Regions from separate parts of the Homo sapiens genome. Here region 1 is linked to region 2. Evidence: read pairs that join two places in POLR2A ChIA-PET (ENCODE). Cell type or tissue: MCF 10A. All regions are shown on one strand. Links, peaks and the distances in the headings refer to the core of each region. The heading gives the core; the rest is flanking DNA.

Region 1 (5,379 bases), core at 106-5,105, 92 kb after region 2:
CCTTCCTTAAATGCTCATCCAGCTAGAATTTCTTCTGAGAAACTCCTGGGCCTCACACTGGTGTTATCTTTCCCCAAACAGGCATGATCCGCTTAGAACTTTATTGGAGATCTCGTAAAAGAGCCCTTAGGAAACAATCAGTGCCTCCATGTGTCACCAATCACTTAGCACGCAGAGAGGACAAACGAGTGCTAAATGCAATTGCCAGTTCCCGTGGCACTGCAGAGAAAATTCAAGGTGTCATCCTGCAGCTTTCCCGGGGTCAAGAAAGCTCCAAACACACCCCCCCCCCACCCATGATCCTAAGAGTCCATCCTGACCACCAAGGTCATCGACTACCTGGGGACAGTGGAGGATGGGCCAACATCTTGAATCCCCACAGAGAGGCAAGAGGCTGTCCGCCAGCTGAGAAATGAGAGGGAGCAGGGACCTCTTTTTTAGGTGCCTGTGGACCTCACAGCATGGAAATTAAGGAAAATTCTGGTTCTTACAAGGGAAATCCCAGGCATCTAGCTAGCCCCAGAAGTAAATAAGTCAATTGTTAAAACGAAAGGTAGCAATAGGGCCGGCACGGTGGCTCACACCTATAATCCCAGCACTTTGGGAAGCAAAGGCGGGTGGATCACCTGAGATCAGGAGTTTGAGACCAGCCTAGCCAACATGGTGAAACCCCGTCTCTATTAAAAATACAAAAATTAGCCAGGCGTGGTGGTGCATGCCTGTAATCCCAGCTACTCGGGAGGCTGAAGCAGGAGAATTGCTTGAACCCAGGAGGCGGAGGTTGCGGTGAGCCAAGATCGTGCCATTGCACTCCAGCCTGGGCAACAAGAGCAAAACTCTATCTCAAAAAAAAAGTAATAGTAGCTTAAAACAATAAGCCAAGAAAGTAAGAGTTCCAGAGATGTTTGCTTTCCCTATAGAAACTAAAGATAACATCTTACCATATGTCCCTGAGCTGTGTTTCAGAAACCTGGACCTCTACTGAAGGCCTGAGATAAGGGGGAACTGAAGACTGAATTCTGAGCACCATTCTTTGGTCTAAATTTCTTTCTGAGGGTCTTGGAGGGCATCACACCCCTGAGACAGTTAACATTTTTCTCTGCTGACCCCAAAGTTTTAAACAAAGCATCTCTTCCTTAACCAATTGAAAATCAGAAAATCTTTGAGTCTACCTATGACCACTAAGCCCTCGCTTCAAGATATCTCACCACCCTTTTAGGCCTAAACCAATGTGTAACCTTTGTGTACTCATTCACAATTTTGCCTGTAGCTTCTGCTTTTCTGAAATATATCTCTGCCTTTAAAAACTTTTGCCTGCAAAAGCCATCGGTGAGCCAGGATTCGAGCATTTTGCTACCTGGTCCTTCTTGCTTGGCAAGCTACAAATAAATGCCTCCCTCCCTCCCTCTCTCCCTCCCTCCCTTCCTTACTTCCTTCCTACCTTCCTTCCTTCCTTTCTTCCTTCTTTCCTTCCTTCCTTCCTCCCTCCCTTCTCTCCCTCCTTCCTTCCTTTTTTTCCTTCTTTCTTTTTCCTTCCTTCCTTTTCTCTCTTTATTTCTTTCCTTCTTTCTTCCCCCCTCTCTCTCTTTCTTTCTTTTCTTTGACAGGGTCTCACTCTGTTGCCCAGGTTGGAGTGCAGTGGTATGATCTCGGCTCACTGCAGACTCAACCTCTCCAGCTCGGGCAATCCTCTCACCTCAACCTCCCAGGTAGCTGGGTCTACAAGCACACACCACTACACTCAGCTAATTTTTTGTATTTTTTGTAGAAATGGGGTTTTGCCATGTTGCCCAGGCTGGTCTCAAACTCCTGATCTCAGGTGATCCACCCGCCTAGGCCTCCCAAAGTGCTGGGATTACAGGAGTGAGCCACCACACTTGGCCTATGTTTTTGTTTTGTTTTGTTTTTAAGACGGAGTCTCGCTCTGTCGCCCAGACTGGAGTGCAGTGGCGTGATCTCAGCTCATTGCAGCCTCTGCCTCCCAGGTTCAAGGAGTTCTCCTGCCTCAGCCTCCTGAGTAGCTGGGACTCCAGGCACAAACCACCACACCCAGCTAATTTTATTTTTTTTTTAGTAAAATTGGGGTTTCACCATGTTGGCCAGGCCGGTCTCCAATGCCTGACCTCAAGTGATCTGCCTGCCTCGGCCTCCCAAAGTGCTGGGATTGCAGACATGAGGCACCGCGCCCAGCCAATATATTTAGATACACGAATACTTACCATTGTGTTGCAATTGCCTGCAATATTCAGTACAGTCACATGCTGTGCAGGTTTGCAGTTTAGGAGCAACAGGCTACATCATCCAGCCTGGGTGTGTAGTAGGCCACACCACCTAGGTTTGCAGCAACACGCTCTGTGATTTCACACAACCATGAAATCGCCTAACAATGCATTTCTCAGAAAGTATCCTTGTCATTAAGCAACACATGACTCTCTATATGAATTACTAAATATGTTAAAACTGATCAAATTGTATACTTTTTTTTTTTTTTTGAGATGGAGTTTTGTTCTTATTGCCCAGGCTGGAGTGCAATGGTGAGATCTCAGCTCACTGCAACCTCCACCTCCTGGGTTCAAGAGATTTTCCTGCCTCAGCCTCCCAAGTAGCTGGGATTACAGGCGCCCCCCCCACCCCACCCCACCCCCACCACGCTCTGCTAATTTTTTTGTATTTTTAGTAGAGACAGGGTTTCACCATGTTAGCCAGGCTGGTCTGGAACTCCTGACCTCAGGCGATCCACCCATCTCGGCCTCCCAGAGTGCTGGGATTGCAGGCGTGAGCCACCACGCCCAGCCCAAATTGTATAGTTTAAATATGTGTGGCATAACATACTACAATTATACGTGAATCAAACTGGAAAAAAAAAAAAGTCAACTCAAGGAACTAAAATAAAACATTTTGAGGAGAGCTTCACCTCCCCACTGGCCCTGAATTTCCACGTCTTTTAACCCAACTTCTAATTTTAGATAGAAAAGAAAGGAAAGAAAAAGAAAAAAATGACACTAAAGTGAGACTTCACTTTAGAAAAGTATTGAAAATACATTAAACACTGAGGTGTTACCATAATAAATGAATAATTCCAGATCTGTCTTATGAAATATTTAAAAATATTTAAAATCAGCAAGTGCAGAGAAAATTAATGTTGAGTAAATAATGTTAATGAATAGATCCTATTATGTTCTAATGAGGGTTTTTCTTTTTAATTCTGATTTTATTTTTGTAACAGAAGCTTTTCTTTTCAAGTCTTCTTAAAGGGACTTAACTATTCCATATGTTTAAAGCACAATTTAAAGAGAATGAATCCGTTTTAAACTAGATAATGAAGACTACAGTGTACAGACAGTCTCATGTACAGTCCTCTTGCCTCGTCCTTTGGTTGATTCCCAGTCTGTTTCTTTTCTTTTCTTTTTTTTAAGAGACAGGGTCTCACTCCGTCACCCAGGCTGGAGTGCAGTGGCGCAATCACAGCTTACTGCAGCCCCCACCTCCCGGGCTCAAGTGATCCTCCCACCTTAACCTCCCAAGTAGATGGGACTACAGGCAGGTGCCACCATGTTCAGCTAATTTTTTGTATTTTTTGTAGAGACGGGGGTCTCACTATGTTGCCCAGGATGGTCTTGAACTCCTGAGCTCAAGCAATCCTCCTGCCCCAGCCTCCCAAAGTGCTGGGATTATAGGTGTGAGCCACCTCGTCTGGCCCTGTTTTTTTTCTGTTTTGAGGCCTTGCACAAGTCACGCTGCCACTCTGAGCCTCAGTTTCCCCATTTGTAACACTGAGACAATAATTCCTCAACCCCAAGTAGCCCGATGCATGGCACACACTATAGAGATGAAAGAGGGATTTCCTTCCTGTATAGCAATAGCTGATAATTATTTGATGTTATACTCAATTAGCCCTAAAACTGTTATCTCCCAAAAGGATTTCTGAAGGGAGAAAACGATCATGCTTGTTGCCTTCATTCAAGTCTGAGTGCTGTTTATACAATAAACTGGATACTTCTGGATGCAACATAAAACGTTCCTAAAATAATCCCACCTTTCATTCCTCAACCTGCCAGACAGCTGAACCACAGCTTTATGAAATATGAAGAGAGCCCACTTTTATGGCCAGGCATTCATCTTCAAGCTCCTTGGCATACGAGTCCCTCCGAGTTATTTTATTATTTCCAAGAAACTGTAACTGAGCCTTTTTATATACCTGCTGTTGTCGTAAGAGTGCTCACACATAAAGCATGTCAACCGAATCGGAGAAAGGCATCCTTCATCTGGTTTACTGTTTCCTTGAGACAGCTGGTCTCTGGGCTTGGTCGGCTGACAGCTTTGATAGGATTATTGAGCACAGCTTTTCATGCAAAAGAAACCTGGAGACCGGGGCAGTCTGCCCTTGGTTGGTCCATCCAGGGGGCTGGGGTTGACAGGAGGCTCCTCTCAGCAGACGAGGGTCCGGTGAGCCTGACCCAGAGCCCCCGCAGCTGCTCCTGGGTGCAGCCAACGTGCTGGGCTTGGAGTAAATGCTTAACTACAGAGACAGCAGCGAGGGTCTCAGGCACCCTTCCCTCTGTGTCTCCATCCTTCCTGTGGTTCCAGCCCAGCCTCGACTCCCTGTTGGGGCCAGCCATCTTGCCCCTTCTCCACCAAAGGACCAGGTAAGATGTGTCTGCATGAGCTACAAGTCAGGGTACAAGTCTGTGCCCTGTGGTAACTTAATTATATAATTATTCAAAACTGATTTGTTCTCTCTCGCTCGCTCTCTCTTTTTTTTTTTTCCACAGACAGGTTCTCCCTCTGTCACCCAGGCTGGAGTGCAGTGGCGCCATCTTGGCTCACTGCAACCTCTGCCTCCCGGGTTAGGTGATTCTCCTGCCTCAACCTCCTGAGTAACTGGGATTACAGACACGCGCCACCACACCCAGCTAATTTTTTCTTTTGTAGAGACAGGGCTCCACTATGTTGCCCAAGCTGGTCTCAAACTCCTGGGCTCAAGCAATCCTCCTGCCTCCCAAAGTGCTGGGATAACAGGCATGAGCCACAGCACCTGGCCTTGTTCTCTTTAAATTGTGCTTTAAACATATGGGATAGTAAAGTCCCTTTAAGAAGACGTGGAAATAAGAGCTTCTGTTACAACAATAAAATCAAATTTTAAAAACCCCCTCATTGGAACATAAGAGGATACATTCTTTAAAATTATTTACTCAACATTCATTTTCTCTGTACTTGCTAGTTTTAAATATGTTTATCTGACAAGACAGATCTGAAATGAGGCAGATCTAGCTCCAACTCGCCTCCCTGGGCCTCAGTTTCGCAGTCTTTAAGATGGGGACAGAAAAAAATGCTTCAGAAAAAAAAAAAAAGGATCAAATGAGACGGTGGCGGTGAACA
Region 2 (5,379 bases), core at 145-5,144:
TGAGGCTGTGTTCTGGCTGCCTGCCAGGGACACGGCTCTGGATCCAGCTCTGGCCACTAATTAAGCCCCATTAGCTTTGCTGCCTGGGACTTGTGCCCCTAACTTTATGCCACGAGTACTTCCCCTCCACCTTTCCTGAAGTTTTTCCTTATTTCCAAATTATTCCACATCCTGCCCACCACTGCGGTAATTGGGGGCAAATATTTCAAAACCTTACACTGCATCAAGATGGGACATTTCTTAAAAATTGCTTCCCCAGGACAAGAAGTAGTGGCCCACACCTGTAATCCCAGCACTTTGGGAGGCCAAGGCAGGAGGATTGCTTGAAGCCAGGGGTTCAAGACCAGCCTGGGCAACATAGAGAGACCCCATCTCTAAAGAAACAAAAATTAGCCAAGTGTGGTGACACATTACCTGTAATCCTAGCTACTCAGGAGGCTGAAGTGGGAGGATCGCTTGAGCCCAGGAGTTTGAGGCTGCAGTGATTCCTGATCATGCTACTGCACTCCAGCCTGGGCAACAGAGCAAGACCCTGTCTCAAAAACAAAACAAACAAACAAAAAGCTTCCTCAGACAACATAGAATCAGAAAAATAAGGTCCTCTCACTACTCTTTTCAGATGTATCTTCCAGACTGCGGCTCCCATTGTCAGGGGAGTCATTTTGTTTCTGTAATGCATGTGTCATCTTTTACTTCTAGATAGCGTTTTGGGGTAGGGAAAGGAGTTGGGCAGAAATAAAGATGTCTAGGCGCCTTTTGTTCTGTGCAGACACATGCCTGAGAACTTTTCAGTGCCAAATAAAAGGAGAGTCTTTCTGGTCACAAGAGGAGTCTAATAATTTAGTTAAGCCTACAAAGCAAGTTCCTTATCCGACTGTCTTTTATGATAATTGCTGCAGTGTCTGGCCCTGATGGGAGAGAAACTACAGCCCAGACCCAATGTCCTAATGACCTGGGGATGGCGGGCTTCACAGAGAAAAAGACAAATGTCAATTAGCACAGAATTTTGAAGACGAGCCAGAAATGTCTCCAAGCACAGGCCGGTGGCTGTGGATCAAAGGTTCCCTCCGATGCACACACATTTTCTTTTTGTTTTGCCATCTCTGAAATTAACTAACCTAAATATATATATACATTTAAATAGGAGCTAAGGGCCGGGTGCGGTGGCTCACACCTGTAATCCCAGCACTTTGGAGGCCAAGGTGGGTGGATCACCTGAGGTCGGGAGTTCAAGACCAGCCTGGCCAACATAGGGAAACCTGTCTCTACCAAAAAATACAAAAATTAGCGGGGGCGTGGTGGCACGCACTTGTGATCCCAGCTACTCGGGAGGCTGAGGCAGGAGAATCACTTGAACCCACAAAACAGAGGTTGCAGTGAGCCGAGATTGTGCCACTGCACTCCAGCCTGGGTGACAGAGCGAGACTCCGTCTCAAAAATAAATAAATAAATAAATAAATAAATAAATAAATAAAATAGGAGCTAAGACACCACCCTCCCCCGCCCCTCTATCAATTAATAGGTTCTTCTGGAACACAGGACCCAAGAACTGAGACATTCTCAAAGCCAGTGTGACATTCTCCAAACATCACAAAGTTAGTGAAAGATAATTAGATGGGGTTGGCCACAGCCTCGGTTTCTCGTCCCGAGACTAAATTTTTCCATCTCCCTGCCAGGGTCACGGCTGCCTGGGACCTACGAATCTCCCAGAATGTACAGGGATCCTATGGGAATAGACATGCCTTAACGGATTCCTCTGGGAATTTCATGGCCTCCGTTTCCCAATATTCAGGATGATGTGGAAGGAATGCAGTTTGGACTCCACCCTCTTAAAGGACCTCTGTAGTCCTGGCCAGGACAGCAGAAGTGGCAGCTCTCATATTCCTCCCTGATGCTTTGCCTCTTGTCTCTCCCCAAGGCCACTTGTAGAGATGCTTTCTTGCCTGGGGGCAGATGGGTGCACGCTGCTAGTTGTCATGGGAACCAAGGTTAATTAGTCGACCTGGATTTCAACTCTGATGTTGGTAGCGTGTCTCAGCAAAGACTTTTGGAAACAGCTGTCCCTGGTTGCACAATTCCCTCAAATGAAAAGTGCCCATAGTCTCTGCACTGCTTTGCCCTGGACTTCCTTCCCTATGTGTCATCTTGGGATTTTTCTGTAGTGTGGTACAAATCCTCTAGGAGTAGGGAGTAGCTCACCCTTCCACCTAGGGCTAAATCTAATAAACTAAGTGAAATGAAAGCTTCTGCTATTATCTGAGGCAGAAAGTCTATTTGGGGCTAAACTCTCCCCAGACACCGTGTTGTCATTTCTGCCAAAGGAACTGGACTGAAACACAGAAAAGCAAAGCTATTCATAGGGAAACTAGCAAATCCTTAGGCCTCACTCTGGTGTTAGAGGAAGGACAGACAGACAGATGTTCACATGCTGTAATGGACTCAATCACAGAATGTACACAAGAGGAGTAAATGAGAATGCTCTGTCCATTACAACATGCAAAGGAGGCATGAAGTGTCACCGTGATGACTTGAGGACATGACACACATCCCCTTCTTCACCCTGTCATTTACTCATTCATCCATCTATCCATCTACCTATCCATCCATCCATTCATCTATCTCTCCATCTATCCATCCATCCAACCATCCACCCAATGAGCTTTTATCAGGCACCTGTTATGTTTAGATCCCGACTTAGTCCATTTTGTGCTGCTACAACAGAATACCTGAGATTGGGTAATTTATAATGAGCAGAAATTTATTGACTCACACTTCTAGGGGGCTGGGAAGTCCAAGATCAAGGGGTTGGTATCTGGCAAGGGCCTTCTTGCTGTGTCATCTCATGGCAGAGGAGCAAAGAGAGGGCTAGGGAGAGCAAGAGATCAAACTTGCAGCCTCAAAACTTTCATAATCAGCATTAATTCATTAATGAAGGTGGAGACCCCATGACCTAAACACCTCCCATTAGGCCCACCTGCCAACACTGTTGCATTGGAAATAAAGTTTCCAACACATGCTTTTTGGGGGACACATTCACATTATAGCAGCCCTGATAGCAATTAGCATAATGCCAGGTCCATAGCAGGGGGTTAATTACGCTGCTGAACAAAGATACTGCCAAATATTAAAATATTCTGCTTGCCAGAGTCTCATAGATCCTCAAATGTATTCCCTTTCTTTGGCTGGCATTATTAAAGTTGTACAACCAAACTCCCTATTTAGTATTCTTCTGATGCGATATCAGAGAAACTATATGAAATATGACTGATAGGAGCAAACCAGACATCACTAAATCTTTCATTGGAATAATTTCACTTGTTCTACACACTGATCCCCAGTTCATCCCTTGAATTTCGAATGGTCTTTTGGGAACAGCCTTTGAGGTCTGACTGAGGCTGGAGTTAAATAGATCTTGACTCTTTGGACACATAGAGGCCATGAGGTAGGACCCCTGGGTCCCAAGGAACCTCCTCCTGAGTTCCCCATGAGAAAGGCAAGGCCTTCATTACTTGTCTCTGCTTACTATCTTCACTGAAATCACAAGTTTTCAGAGTGGATTTGGATCAGATTTTCTCCTGGGCACTGTGTATGTGTCTCATTGTCTAAAGCCAGAACATGACACAGGGAAAACAGGGAACTGTCTGAACGTCTGAGCAGGGCTTGCCATTCAAGCAGCAACATACTCTGAGTGCTGGTGCCCTGGGTCCTACATCCGCTGTGTTTGTTGGTGCCTCCAGACCCTCTTCTGAGAACAATCCTCTGCAAACCAGCACTATTGTGTGAGTTAATTGCATTATGTAAAACCACTTGACCCTGTGTCCTGTAGTCCTGCCCACAGAGCAAAAAAGAGGGGAGGAAGGGCTGGTCACATGGAACTGTATTGTGTCCTCCGTGTGCTTTGTAGTGAAGCAGGACAGCTGTATATATTGGAGACAAAGACTGGAGAAAAATTAATTCCCCCAAAGTAGATCTTCCCCCTCTGAGGACAGCAGAAACATCAATTCACTCGATTTCTATGAAGGCAGCCTACCAGGATGTGTTAGTCCATTTGCACTGCTATAAAGGGATATGCAAGGCTGAGTCATTTACAAAGAAAAGAGGTTTATTTTGGCTCACAGTTCTGCAGGCTGTACAACAAGCATGGTGCCAGCATCTGCTTCTGATGAGCCCTCAGGAAGCTTTTAATCATGGCAGAAGGTAAACAGAGAGCAGGCATCACATGGTGAGAGGGAGCAAGAGAGAGGGGAGGAGATGCCAGGCTAAACAACCAGCTCTCACATGAATTTAACAGAGCGAGAAGTCACTCATTACCATGGAGATGGCACCAACGCATCTATGGAGGATCCACCCCCATGACTCAAACACCTCCCACCAGGCCCCACCTCCAGCATTGGAGGCCGCATTTCAACATGAGATTTGGAGGGGACAAATATCCAAACTATATCACCAGACCATTCCCGTGCTGGGGGTTGAGAAGTGGCGTGTTTCAGCAAATGGTGTGCAGGTTGCCGTGGCCGTGCTAAGCATCTACACATGTCCTAACAATGGCTGCTGGAAACAGAGGCTCAGCTGGGTGACATGCTGCAGAGCTAGTGAGAGCCAGAGCTGGACTCCAGCCCAGGCTGTCTGTAGTAGGGGAGCTATAACTGCTTCTCACAGGAACAGAGACTGGAAGGGAATGTGCAAAATAAAAATGGTAGTGATGCCAAGCCCTGCATCCTCGTCTGCATTGTGTGTCTGTTCCCCAGCTCTGAATCTGGCTGCCCTCTGGACACACTATGGCTGTCTCATGAACACTTCAACACTGGACCTCCACTGACCCATCCAAGCCCATCTCTCACACCTGTGTCCTCTAAGTGAATGTTCCAACCCTGTTACTATTACCTTGAAGATAACTTTGATTTTTGCCATCACGACATTGAATGGGCAATCAGACCTGTCCTGGCCCCACCTTCCCAGCCTTGATTCCTTCCTGGCTATTCCTCACCGGTCACCTGTTCCACCCTCCTTCATAACCTGCTACATCTCACCCTCTTCAGCCTTCAGATGCATCTGGTCCCAGAAACCCATCTGTCTGCTGGCGTGGCTTGGTGCTCCATTTTCCACTCTATTAAGAAGTCTCTGTGGGCCGGGCATGGTGGCTCAGGCCTGTAATCCCAGCACTTTAGGAGACCAAGGCAGGCGGATCACTTGAGGTCAGGAGTTCGAGACCAGCCTGGCCAACATGGTAAAACCCCTTCTCTATAAAAAAAACAAAAATTAGCCGGACATGGTGGCGCACGCCTGTAATTCCAGCTACTCGGGAGGCTGAGGTGGAAGAATTGCATGAACCCAGGAGGTGGATGTTGCAGTGAGCCAACATCACACCACTGCACTCCA

The links. Peaks named below come from ENCODE experiments on the same cell type or tissue, not always from the same donor. Only the 100,000 strongest peaks of a DNase experiment are listed, where the experiment ranks them.
Region 1: POLR2A ChIA-PET joins it to region 2 with 6 read pairs; 1 of 35 experiments calls an interaction of 5 or more read pairs at or near these places.

What each region holds. Positions count from the first base shown.
Region 1 is chr7:98,471,652-98,477,030 of GRCh38, reverse strand. No RefSeq gene overlaps it. Among named protein-coding and RNA genes, the nearest start is that of BAIAP2L1, 73 kb to the right of the region's middle. RefSeq lists an enhancer at 998-1,544. In MCF 10A, for the core only: no CTCF peak of the experiment used is centred there; a DNase peak (open chromatin) is centred at 2,280.
Region 2 is chr7:98,563,694-98,569,072 of GRCh38, reverse strand. No RefSeq gene overlaps it. Among named protein-coding and RNA genes, the nearest start is that of NPTX2, 51 kb to the left of the region's middle. In MCF 10A, for the core only: no CTCF peak of the experiment used is centred there; a DNase peak (open chromatin) is centred at 2,042.